Regions from separate parts of the Homo sapiens genome. Here region 1 is linked to region 2. Evidence: read pairs that join two places in POLR2A ChIA-PET (ENCODE). Cell type or tissue: MCF 10A. All regions are shown on one strand. Links, peaks and the distances in the headings refer to the core of each region. The heading gives the core; the rest is flanking DNA.

Region 1 (5,379 bases), core at 210-5,209, 92 kb before region 2:
TCTTAAAGACTGCGAAACTGAGGCCCAGGGAGGCGAGTTGGAGCTAGATCTGCCTCATTTCAGATCTGTCTTGTCAGATAAACATATTTAAAACTAGCAAGTACAGAGAAAATGAATGTTGAGTAAATAATTTTAAAGAATGTATCCTCTTATGTTCCAATGAGGGGGTTTTTAAAATTTGATTTTATTGTTGTAACAGAAGCTCTTATTTCCACGTCTTCTTAAAGGGACTTTACTATCCCATATGTTTAAAGCACAATTTAAAGAGAACAAGGCCAGGTGCTGTGGCTCATGCCTGTTATCCCAGCACTTTGGGAGGCAGGAGGATTGCTTGAGCCCAGGAGTTTGAGACCAGCTTGGGCAACATAGTGGAGCCCTGTCTCTACAAAAGAAAAAATTAGCTGGGTGTGGTGGCGCGTGTCTGTAATCCCAGTTACTCAGGAGGTTGAGGCAGGAGAATCACCTAACCCGGGAGGCAGAGGTTGCAGTGAGCCAAGATGGCGCCACTGCACTCCAGCCTGGGTGACAGAGGGAGAACCTGTCTGTGGAAAAAAAAAAAAGAGAGAGCGAGCGAGAGAGAACAAATCAGTTTTGAATAATTATATAATTAAGTTACCACAGGGCACAGACTTGTACCCTGACTTGTAGCTCATGCAGACACATCTTACCTGGTCCTTTGGTGGAGAAGGGGCAAGATGGCTGGCCCCAACAGGGAGTCGAGGCTGGGCTGGAACCACAGGAAGGATGGAGACACAGAGGGAAGGGTGCCTGAGACCCTCGCTGCTGTCTCTGTAGTTAAGCATTTACTCCAAGCCCAGCACGTTGGCTGCACCCAGGAGCAGCTGCGGGGGCTCTGGGTCAGGCTCACCGGACCCTCGTCTGCTGAGAGGAGCCTCCTGTCAACCCCAGCCCCCTGGATGGACCAACCAAGGGCAGACTGCCCCGGTCTCCAGGTTTCTTTTGCATGAAAAGCTGTGCTCAATAATCCTATCAAAGCTGTCAGCCGACCAAGCCCAGAGACCAGCTGTCTCAAGGAAACAGTAAACCAGATGAAGGATGCCTTTCTCCGATTCGGTTGACATGCTTTATGTGTGAGCACTCTTACGACAACAGCAGGTATATAAAAAGGCTCAGTTACAGTTTCTTGGAAATAATAAAATAACTCGGAGGGACTCGTATGCCAAGGAGCTTGAAGATGAATGCCTGGCCATAAAAGTGGGCTCTCTTCATATTTCATAAAGCTGTGGTTCAGCTGTCTGGCAGGTTGAGGAATGAAAGGTGGGATTATTTTAGGAACGTTTTATGTTGCATCCAGAAGTATCCAGTTTATTGTATAAACAGCACTCAGACTTGAATGAAGGCAACAAGCATGATCGTTTTCTCCCTTCAGAAATCCTTTTGGGAGATAACAGTTTTAGGGCTAATTGAGTATAACATCAAATAATTATCAGCTATTGCTATACAGGAAGGAAATCCCTCTTTCATCTCTATAGTGTGTGCCATGCATCGGGCTACTTGGGGTTGAGGAATTATTGTCTCAGTGTTACAAATGGGGAAACTGAGGCTCAGAGTGGCAGCGTGACTTGTGCAAGGCCTCAAAACAGAAAAAAAACAGGGCCAGACGAGGTGGCTCACACCTATAATCCCAGCACTTTGGGAGGCTGGGGCAGGAGGATTGCTTGAGCTCAGGAGTTCAAGACCATCCTGGGCAACATAGTGAGACCCCCGTCTCTACAAAAAATACAAAAAATTAGCTGAACATGGTGGCACCTGCCTGTAGTCCCATCTACTTGGGAGGTTAAGGTGGGAGGATCACTTGAGCCCGGGAGGTGGGGGCTGCAGTAAGCTGTGATTGCGCCACTGCACTCCAGCCTGGGTGACGGAGTGAGACCCTGTCTCTTAAAAAAAAGAAAAGAAAAGAAACAGACTGGGAATCAACCAAAGGACGAGGCAAGAGGACTGTACATGAGACTGTCTGTACACTGTAGTCTTCATTATCTAGTTTAAAACGGATTCATTCTCTTTAAATTGTGCTTTAAACATATGGAATAGTTAAGTCCCTTTAAGAAGACTTGAAAAGAAAAGCTTCTGTTACAAAAATAAAATCAGAATTAAAAAGAAAAACCCTCATTAGAACATAATAGGATCTATTCATTAACATTATTTACTCAACATTAATTTTCTCTGCACTTGCTGATTTTAAATATTTTTAAATATTTCATAAGACAGATCTGGAATTATTCATTTATTATGGTAACACCTCAGTGTTTAATGTATTTTCAATACTTTTCTAAAGTGAAGTCTCACTTTAGTGTCATTTTTTTCTTTTTCTTTCCTTTCTTTTCTATCTAAAATTAGAAGTTGGGTTAAAAGACGTGGAAATTCAGGGCCAGTGGGGAGGTGAAGCTCTCCTCAAAATGTTTTATTTTAGTTCCTTGAGTTGACTTTTTTTTTTTTCCAGTTTGATTCACGTATAATTGTAGTATGTTATGCCACACATATTTAAACTATACAATTTGGGCTGGGCGTGGTGGCTCACGCCTGCAATCCCAGCACTCTGGGAGGCCGAGATGGGTGGATCGCCTGAGGTCAGGAGTTCCAGACCAGCCTGGCTAACATGGTGAAACCCTGTCTCTACTAAAAATACAAAAAAATTAGCAGAGCGTGGTGGGGGTGGGGTGGGGTGGGGGGGGCGCCTGTAATCCCAGCTACTTGGGAGGCTGAGGCAGGAAAATCTCTTGAACCCAGGAGGTGGAGGTTGCAGTGAGCTGAGATCTCACCATTGCACTCCAGCCTGGGCAATAAGAACAAAACTCCATCTCAAAAAAAAAAAAAAAGTATACAATTTGATCAGTTTTAACATATTTAGTAATTCATATAGAGAGTCATGTGTTGCTTAATGACAAGGATACTTTCTGAGAAATGCATTGTTAGGCGATTTCATGGTTGTGTGAAATCACAGAGCGTGTTGCTGCAAACCTAGGTGGTGTGGCCTACTACACACCCAGGCTGGATGATGTAGCCTGTTGCTCCTAAACTGCAAACCTGCACAGCATGTGACTGTACTGAATATTGCAGGCAATTGCAACACAATGGTAAGTATTCGTGTATCTAAATATATTGGCTGGGCGCGGTGCCTCATGTCTGCAATCCCAGCACTTTGGGAGGCCGAGGCAGGCAGATCACTTGAGGTCAGGCATTGGAGACCGGCCTGGCCAACATGGTGAAACCCCAATTTTACTAAAAAAAAAATAAAATTAGCTGGGTGTGGTGGTTTGTGCCTGGAGTCCCAGCTACTCAGGAGGCTGAGGCAGGAGAACTCCTTGAACCTGGGAGGCAGAGGCTGCAATGAGCTGAGATCACGCCACTGCACTCCAGTCTGGGCGACAGAGCGAGACTCCGTCTTAAAAACAAAACAAAACAAAAACATAGGCCAAGTGTGGTGGCTCACTCCTGTAATCCCAGCACTTTGGGAGGCCTAGGCGGGTGGATCACCTGAGATCAGGAGTTTGAGACCAGCCTGGGCAACATGGCAAAACCCCATTTCTACAAAAAATACAAAAAATTAGCTGAGTGTAGTGGTGTGTGCTTGTAGACCCAGCTACCTGGGAGGTTGAGGTGAGAGGATTGCCCGAGCTGGAGAGGTTGAGTCTGCAGTGAGCCGAGATCATACCACTGCACTCCAACCTGGGCAACAGAGTGAGACCCTGTCAAAGAAAAGAAAGAAAGAGAGAGAGGGGGGAAGAAAGAAGGAAAGAAATAAAGAGAGAAAAGGAAGGAAGGAAAAAGAAAGAAGGAAAAAAAGGAAGGAAGGAGGGAGAGAAGGGAGGGAGGAAGGAAGGAAGGAAAGAAGGAAGAAAGGAAGGAAGGAAGGTAGGAAGGAAGTAAGGAAGGGAGGGAGGGAGAGAGGGAGGGAGGGAGGCATTTATTTGTAGCTTGCCAAGCAAGAAGGACCAGGTAGCAAAATGCTCGAATCCTGGCTCACCGATGGCTTTTGCAGGCAAAAGTTTTTAAAGGCAGAGATATATTTCAGAAAAGCAGAAGCTACAGGCAAAATTGTGAATGAGTACACAAAGGTTACACATTGGTTTAGGCCTAAAAGGGTGGTGAGATATCTTGAAGCGAGGGCTTAGTGGTCATAGGTAGACTCAAAGATTTTCTGATTTTCAATTGGTTAAGGAAGAGATGCTTTGTTTAAAACTTTGGGGTCAGCAGAGAAAAATGTTAACTGTCTCAGGGGTGTGATGCCCTCCAAGACCCTCAGAAAGAAATTTAGACCAAAGAATGGTGCTCAGAATTCAGTCTTCAGTTCCCCCTTATCTCAGGCCTTCAGTAGAGGTCCAGGTTTCTGAAACACAGCTCAGGGACATATGGTAAGATGTTATCTTTAGTTTCTATAGGGAAAGCAAACATCTCTGGAACTCTTACTTTCTTGGCTTATTGTTTTAAGCTACTATTACTTTTTTTTTGAGATAGAGTTTTGCTCTTGTTGCCCAGGCTGGAGTGCAATGGCACGATCTTGGCTCACCGCAACCTCCGCCTCCTGGGTTCAAGCAATTCTCCTGCTTCAGCCTCCCGAGTAGCTGGGATTACAGGCATGCACCACCACGCCTGGCTAATTTTTGTATTTTTAATAGAGACGGGGTTTCACCATGTTGGCTAGGCTGGTCTCAAACTCCTGATCTCAGGTGATCCACCCGCCTTTGCTTCCCAAAGTGCTGGGATTATAGGTGTGAGCCACCGTGCCGGCCCTATTGCTACCTTTCGTTTTAACAATTGACTTATTTACTTCTGGGGCTAGCTAGATGCCTGGGATTTCCCTTGTAAGAACCAGAATTTTCCTTAATTTCCATGCTGTGAGGTCCACAGGCACCTAAAAAAGAGGTCCCTGCTCCCTCTCATTTCTCAGCTGGCGGACAGCCTCTTGCCTCTCTGTGGGGATTCAAGATGTTGGCCCATCCTCCACTGTCCCCAGGTAGTCGATGACCTTGGTGGTCAGGATGGACTCTTAGGATCATGGGTGGGGGGGGGGTGTGTTTGGAGCTTTCTTGACCCCGGGAAAGCTGCAGGATGACACCTTGAATTTTCTCTGCAGTGCCACGGGAACTGGCAATTGCATTTAGCACTCGTTTGTCCTCTCTGCGTGCTAAGTGATTGGTGACACATGGAGGCACTGATTGTTTCCTAAGGGCTCTTTTACGAGATCTCCAATAAAGTTCTAAGCGGATCATGCCTGTTTGGGGAAAGATAACACCAGTGTGAGGCCCAGGAGTTTCTCAGAAGAAATTCTAGCTGGATGAGCATTTAAGGAAGGAGATGAAGTCAGCGTTTGGAGACAATGAATTAGATGGCTGGATATGTCACCGCAATCATGAATAA
Region 2 (5,379 bases), core at 73-5,072:
GGCTGGTCTCGAACTCCTGACCTCAAGTGATCCGCCTGCCTTGGTCTCCTAAAGTGCTGGGATTACAGGCCTGAGCCACCATGCCCGGCCCACAGAGACTTCTTAATAGAGTGGAAAATGGAGCACCAAGCCACGCCAGCAGACAGATGGGTTTCTGGGACCAGATGCATCTGAAGGCTGAAGAGGGTGAGATGTAGCAGGTTATGAAGGAGGGTGGAACAGGTGACCGGTGAGGAATAGCCAGGAAGGAATCAAGGCTGGGAAGGTGGGGCCAGGACAGGTCTGATTGCCCATTCAATGTCGTGATGGCAAAAATCAAAGTTATCTTCAAGGTAATAGTAACAGGGTTGGAACATTCACTTAGAGGACACAGGTGTGAGAGATGGGCTTGGATGGGTCAGTGGAGGTCCAGTGTTGAAGTGTTCATGAGACAGCCATAGTGTGTCCAGAGGGCAGCCAGATTCAGAGCTGGGGAACAGACACACAATGCAGACGAGGATGCAGGGCTTGGCATCACTACCATTTTTATTTTGCACATTCCCTTCCAGTCTCTGTTCCTGTGAGAAGCAGTTATAGCTCCCCTACTACAGACAGCCTGGGCTGGAGTCCAGCTCTGGCTCTCACTAGCTCTGCAGCATGTCACCCAGCTGAGCCTCTGTTTCCAGCAGCCATTGTTAGGACATGTGTAGATGCTTAGCACGGCCACGGCAACCTGCACACCATTTGCTGAAACACGCCACTTCTCAACCCCCAGCACGGGAATGGTCTGGTGATATAGTTTGGATATTTGTCCCCTCCAAATCTCATGTTGAAATGCGGCCTCCAATGCTGGAGGTGGGGCCTGGTGGGAGGTGTTTGAGTCATGGGGGTGGATCCTCCATAGATGCGTTGGTGCCATCTCCATGGTAATGAGTGACTTCTCGCTCTGTTAAATTCATGTGAGAGCTGGTTGTTTAGCCTGGCATCTCCTCCCCTCTCTCTTGCTCCCTCTCACCATGTGATGCCTGCTCTCTGTTTACCTTCTGCCATGATTAAAAGCTTCCTGAGGGCTCATCAGAAGCAGATGCTGGCACCATGCTTGTTGTACAGCCTGCAGAACTGTGAGCCAAAATAAACCTCTTTTCTTTGTAAATGACTCAGCCTTGCATATCCCTTTATAGCAGTGCAAATGGACTAACACATCCTGGTAGGCTGCCTTCATAGAAATCGAGTGAATTGATGTTTCTGCTGTCCTCAGAGGGGGAAGATCTACTTTGGGGGAATTAATTTTTCTCCAGTCTTTGTCTCCAATATATACAGCTGTCCTGCTTCACTACAAAGCACACGGAGGACACAATACAGTTCCATGTGACCAGCCCTTCCTCCCCTCTTTTTTGCTCTGTGGGCAGGACTACAGGACACAGGGTCAAGTGGTTTTACATAATGCAATTAACTCACACAATAGTGCTGGTTTGCAGAGGATTGTTCTCAGAAGAGGGTCTGGAGGCACCAACAAACACAGCGGATGTAGGACCCAGGGCACCAGCACTCAGAGTATGTTGCTGCTTGAATGGCAAGCCCTGCTCAGACGTTCAGACAGTTCCCTGTTTTCCCTGTGTCATGTTCTGGCTTTAGACAATGAGACACATACACAGTGCCCAGGAGAAAATCTGATCCAAATCCACTCTGAAAACTTGTGATTTCAGTGAAGATAGTAAGCAGAGACAAGTAATGAAGGCCTTGCCTTTCTCATGGGGAACTCAGGAGGAGGTTCCTTGGGACCCAGGGGTCCTACCTCATGGCCTCTATGTGTCCAAAGAGTCAAGATCTATTTAACTCCAGCCTCAGTCAGACCTCAAAGGCTGTTCCCAAAAGACCATTCGAAATTCAAGGGATGAACTGGGGATCAGTGTGTAGAACAAGTGAAATTATTCCAATGAAAGATTTAGTGATGTCTGGTTTGCTCCTATCAGTCATATTTCATATAGTTTCTCTGATATCGCATCAGAAGAATACTAAATAGGGAGTTTGGTTGTACAACTTTAATAATGCCAGCCAAAGAAAGGGAATACATTTGAGGATCTATGAGACTCTGGCAAGCAGAATATTTTAATATTTGGCAGTATCTTTGTTCAGCAGCGTAATTAACCCCCTGCTATGGACCTGGCATTATGCTAATTGCTATCAGGGCTGCTATAATGTGAATGTGTCCCCCAAAAAGCATGTGTTGGAAACTTTATTTCCAATGCAACAGTGTTGGCAGGTGGGCCTAATGGGAGGTGTTTAGGTCATGGGGTCTCCACCTTCATTAATGAATTAATGCTGATTATGAAAGTTTTGAGGCTGCAAGTTTGATCTCTTGCTCTCCCTAGCCCTCTCTTTGCTCCTCTGCCATGAGATGACACAGCAAGAAGGCCCTTGCCAGATACCAACCCCTTGATCTTGGACTTCCCAGCCCCCTAGAAGTGTGAGTCAATAAATTTCTGCTCATTATAAATTACCCAATCTCAGGTATTCTGTTGTAGCAGCACAAAATGGACTAAGTCGGGATCTAAACATAACAGGTGCCTGATAAAAGCTCATTGGGTGGATGGTTGGATGGATGGATAGATGGAGAGATAGATGAATGGATGGATGGATAGGTAGATGGATAGATGGATGAATGAGTAAATGACAGGGTGAAGAAGGGGATGTGTGTCATGTCCTCAAGTCATCACGGTGACACTTCATGCCTCCTTTGCATGTTGTAATGGACAGAGCATTCTCATTTACTCCTCTTGTGTACATTCTGTGATTGAGTCCATTACAGCATGTGAACATCTGTCTGTCTGTCCTTCCTCTAACACCAGAGTGAGGCCTAAGGATTTGCTAGTTTCCCTATGAATAGCTTTGCTTTTCTGTGTTTCAGTCCAGTTCCTTTGGCAGAAATGACAACACGGTGTCTGGGGAGAGTTTAGCCCCAAATAGACTTTCTGCCTCAGATAATAGCAGAAGCTTTCATTTCACTTAGTTTATTAGATTTAGCCCTAGGTGGAAGGGTGAGCTACTCCCTACTCCTAGAGGATTTGTACCACACTACAGAAAAATCCCAAGATGACACATAGGGAAGGAAGTCCAGGGCAAAGCAGTGCAGAGACTATGGGCACTTTTCATTTGAGGGAATTGTGCAACCAGGGACAGCTGTTTCCAAAAGTCTTTGCTGAGACACGCTACCAACATCAGAGTTGAAATCCAGGTCGACTAATTAACCTTGGTTCCCATGACAACTAGCAGCGTGCACCCATCTGCCCCCAGGCAAGAAAGCATCTCTACAAGTGGCCTTGGGGAGAGACAAGAGGCAAAGCATCAGGGAGGAATATGAGAGCTGCCACTTCTGCTGTCCTGGCCAGGACTACAGAGGTCCTTTAAGAGGGTGGAGTCCAAACTGCATTCCTTCCACATCATCCTGAATATTGGGAAACGGAGGCCATGAAATTCCCAGAGGAATCCGTTAAGGCATGTCTATTCCCATAGGATCCCTGTACATTCTGGGAGATTCGTAGGTCCCAGGCAGCCGTGACCCTGGCAGGGAGATGGAAAAATTTAGTCTCGGGACGAGAAACCGAGGCTGTGGCCAACCCCATCTAATTATCTTTCACTAACTTTGTGATGTTTGGAGAATGTCACACTGGCTTTGAGAATGTCTCAGTTCTTGGGTCCTGTGTTCCAGAAGAACCTATTAATTGATAGAGGGGCGGGGGAGGGTGGTGTCTTAGCTCCTATTTTATTTATTTATTTATTTATTTATTTATTTATTTATTTTTGAGACGGAGTCTCGCTCTGTCACCCAGGCTGGAGTGCAGTGGCACAATCTCGGCTCACTGCAACCTCTGTTTTGTGGGTTCAAGTGATTCTCCTGCCTCAGCCTCCCGAGTAGCTGGGATCACAAGTGCGTGCCACCACGCCCCCGCTAATTTTTGTATTTTTTGGTAGAGACAGGTTTCCCTATGTTGGCCAGGCTGGTCTTGAACTCCCGACCTCAGGTGATCCACCCACCTTGGCCTCCAAAGTGCTGGGATTACAGGTGTGAGCCACCGCACCCGGCCCTTAGCTCCTATTTAAATGTATATATATATTTAGGTTAGTTAATTTCAGAGATGGCAAAACAAAAAGAAAATGTGTGTGCATCGGAGGGAACCTTTGATCCACAGCCACCGGCCTGTGCTTGGAGACATTTCTGGCTCGTCTTCAAAATTCTGTGCTAATTGACATTTGTCTTTTTCTCTGTGAAGCCCGCCATCCCCAGGTCATTAGGACATTGGGTCTGGGCTGTAGTTTCTCTCCCATCAGGGCCAGACACTGCAGCAATTATCATAAAAGACAGTCGGATAAGGAACTTGCTTTGTAGGCTTAACTAAATTATTAGACTCCTCTTGTGACCAGAAAGACTCTCCTTTTATTTGGCACTGAAAAGTTCTCAGGCATGTGTCTGCACAGAACAAAAGGCGCCTAGACATCTTTATTTCTGCCCAACTCCTTTCCCTACCCCAAAACGCTATCTAGAAGTAAAAGATGACACATGCATTACAGAAACAAAATGACTCCCCTGACAATGGGAGCCGCAGTCTGGAAGATACATCTGAAAAGAGTAGTGAGAGGACCTTATTTTTCTGATTCTATGTTGTCTGAGGAAGCTTTTTGTTTGTTTGTTTTGTTTTTGAGACAGGGTCTTGCTCTGTTGCCCAGGCTGGAGTGCAGTAGCATGATCAGGAATCACTGCAGCCTCAAACTCCTGGGCTCAAGCGATCCTCCCACTTCAGCCTCCTGAGTAGCTAGGATTACAGGTAATGTGTCACCACACTTGGCTAATTTTTGTTTCTTTAGAGATGGGGTCTCTCTATGTTGCCCAGGCTGGTCTTGAACCCCTGGCTTCAAGCAATCCTCCTGCCTTGGCCTCCCAAAGTGCTGGGATTACAGGTGTGGGCCACTACTTCTTGTCCTGGGGAAGCAATTTTTAAGAAATGTCCCATCTTGATGCAGTGTAAGGTTTTGAAATATTTGCCCCCAATTACCGCAGTGGTGGGCAGGATGTGGAATAATTTGGAAATAAGGAAAAACTTCAGGAAAGGTGGAGGGGAAGTACTCGTGGCATAAAGTTAGGGGCACAAGTCCCAGGCAGCAAAGCTAATGGGGCTTAATTAGTGGCCAGAGCTGGATCCAGAGCCGTGTCCCTGGCAGGCAGCCAGAACACAGCCTCACTTAAGGCCCGGGAATCCCTCCCTGCCTCATGAAGCTGAGTCTCTGGTCTCTGATCATGGCTTACTCCTCCCAGATGACGGCAGCATTGACGGTGAGTGTGTGTGCCCCTCAGCTCACAGCCAGGACGAGCCTATTAAAAATGCCCCTGCAGACCCCAGGGGC

Evidence for each region. Peaks named below come from ENCODE experiments on the same cell type or tissue, not always from the same donor. Only the 100,000 strongest peaks of a DNase experiment are listed, where the experiment ranks them.
Region 1: POLR2A ChIA-PET joins it to region 2 with 6 read pairs; 1 of 35 experiments calls an interaction of 5 or more read pairs at or near these places.

The regions. Positions count from the first base shown.
Region 1 is chr7:98,471,717-98,477,095 of GRCh38, forward strand. No RefSeq gene overlaps it. Among named protein-coding and RNA genes, the nearest start is that of BAIAP2L1, 73 kb to the left of the region's middle. RefSeq lists an enhancer at 3,771-4,317. In MCF 10A, for the core only: no CTCF peak of the experiment used is centred there; a DNase peak (open chromatin) is centred at 3,035.
Region 2 is chr7:98,563,857-98,569,235 of GRCh38, forward strand. No RefSeq gene overlaps it. Among named protein-coding and RNA genes, the nearest start is that of NPTX2, 51 kb to the right of the region's middle. In MCF 10A, for the core only: no CTCF peak of the experiment used is centred there; a DNase peak (open chromatin) is centred at 3,175.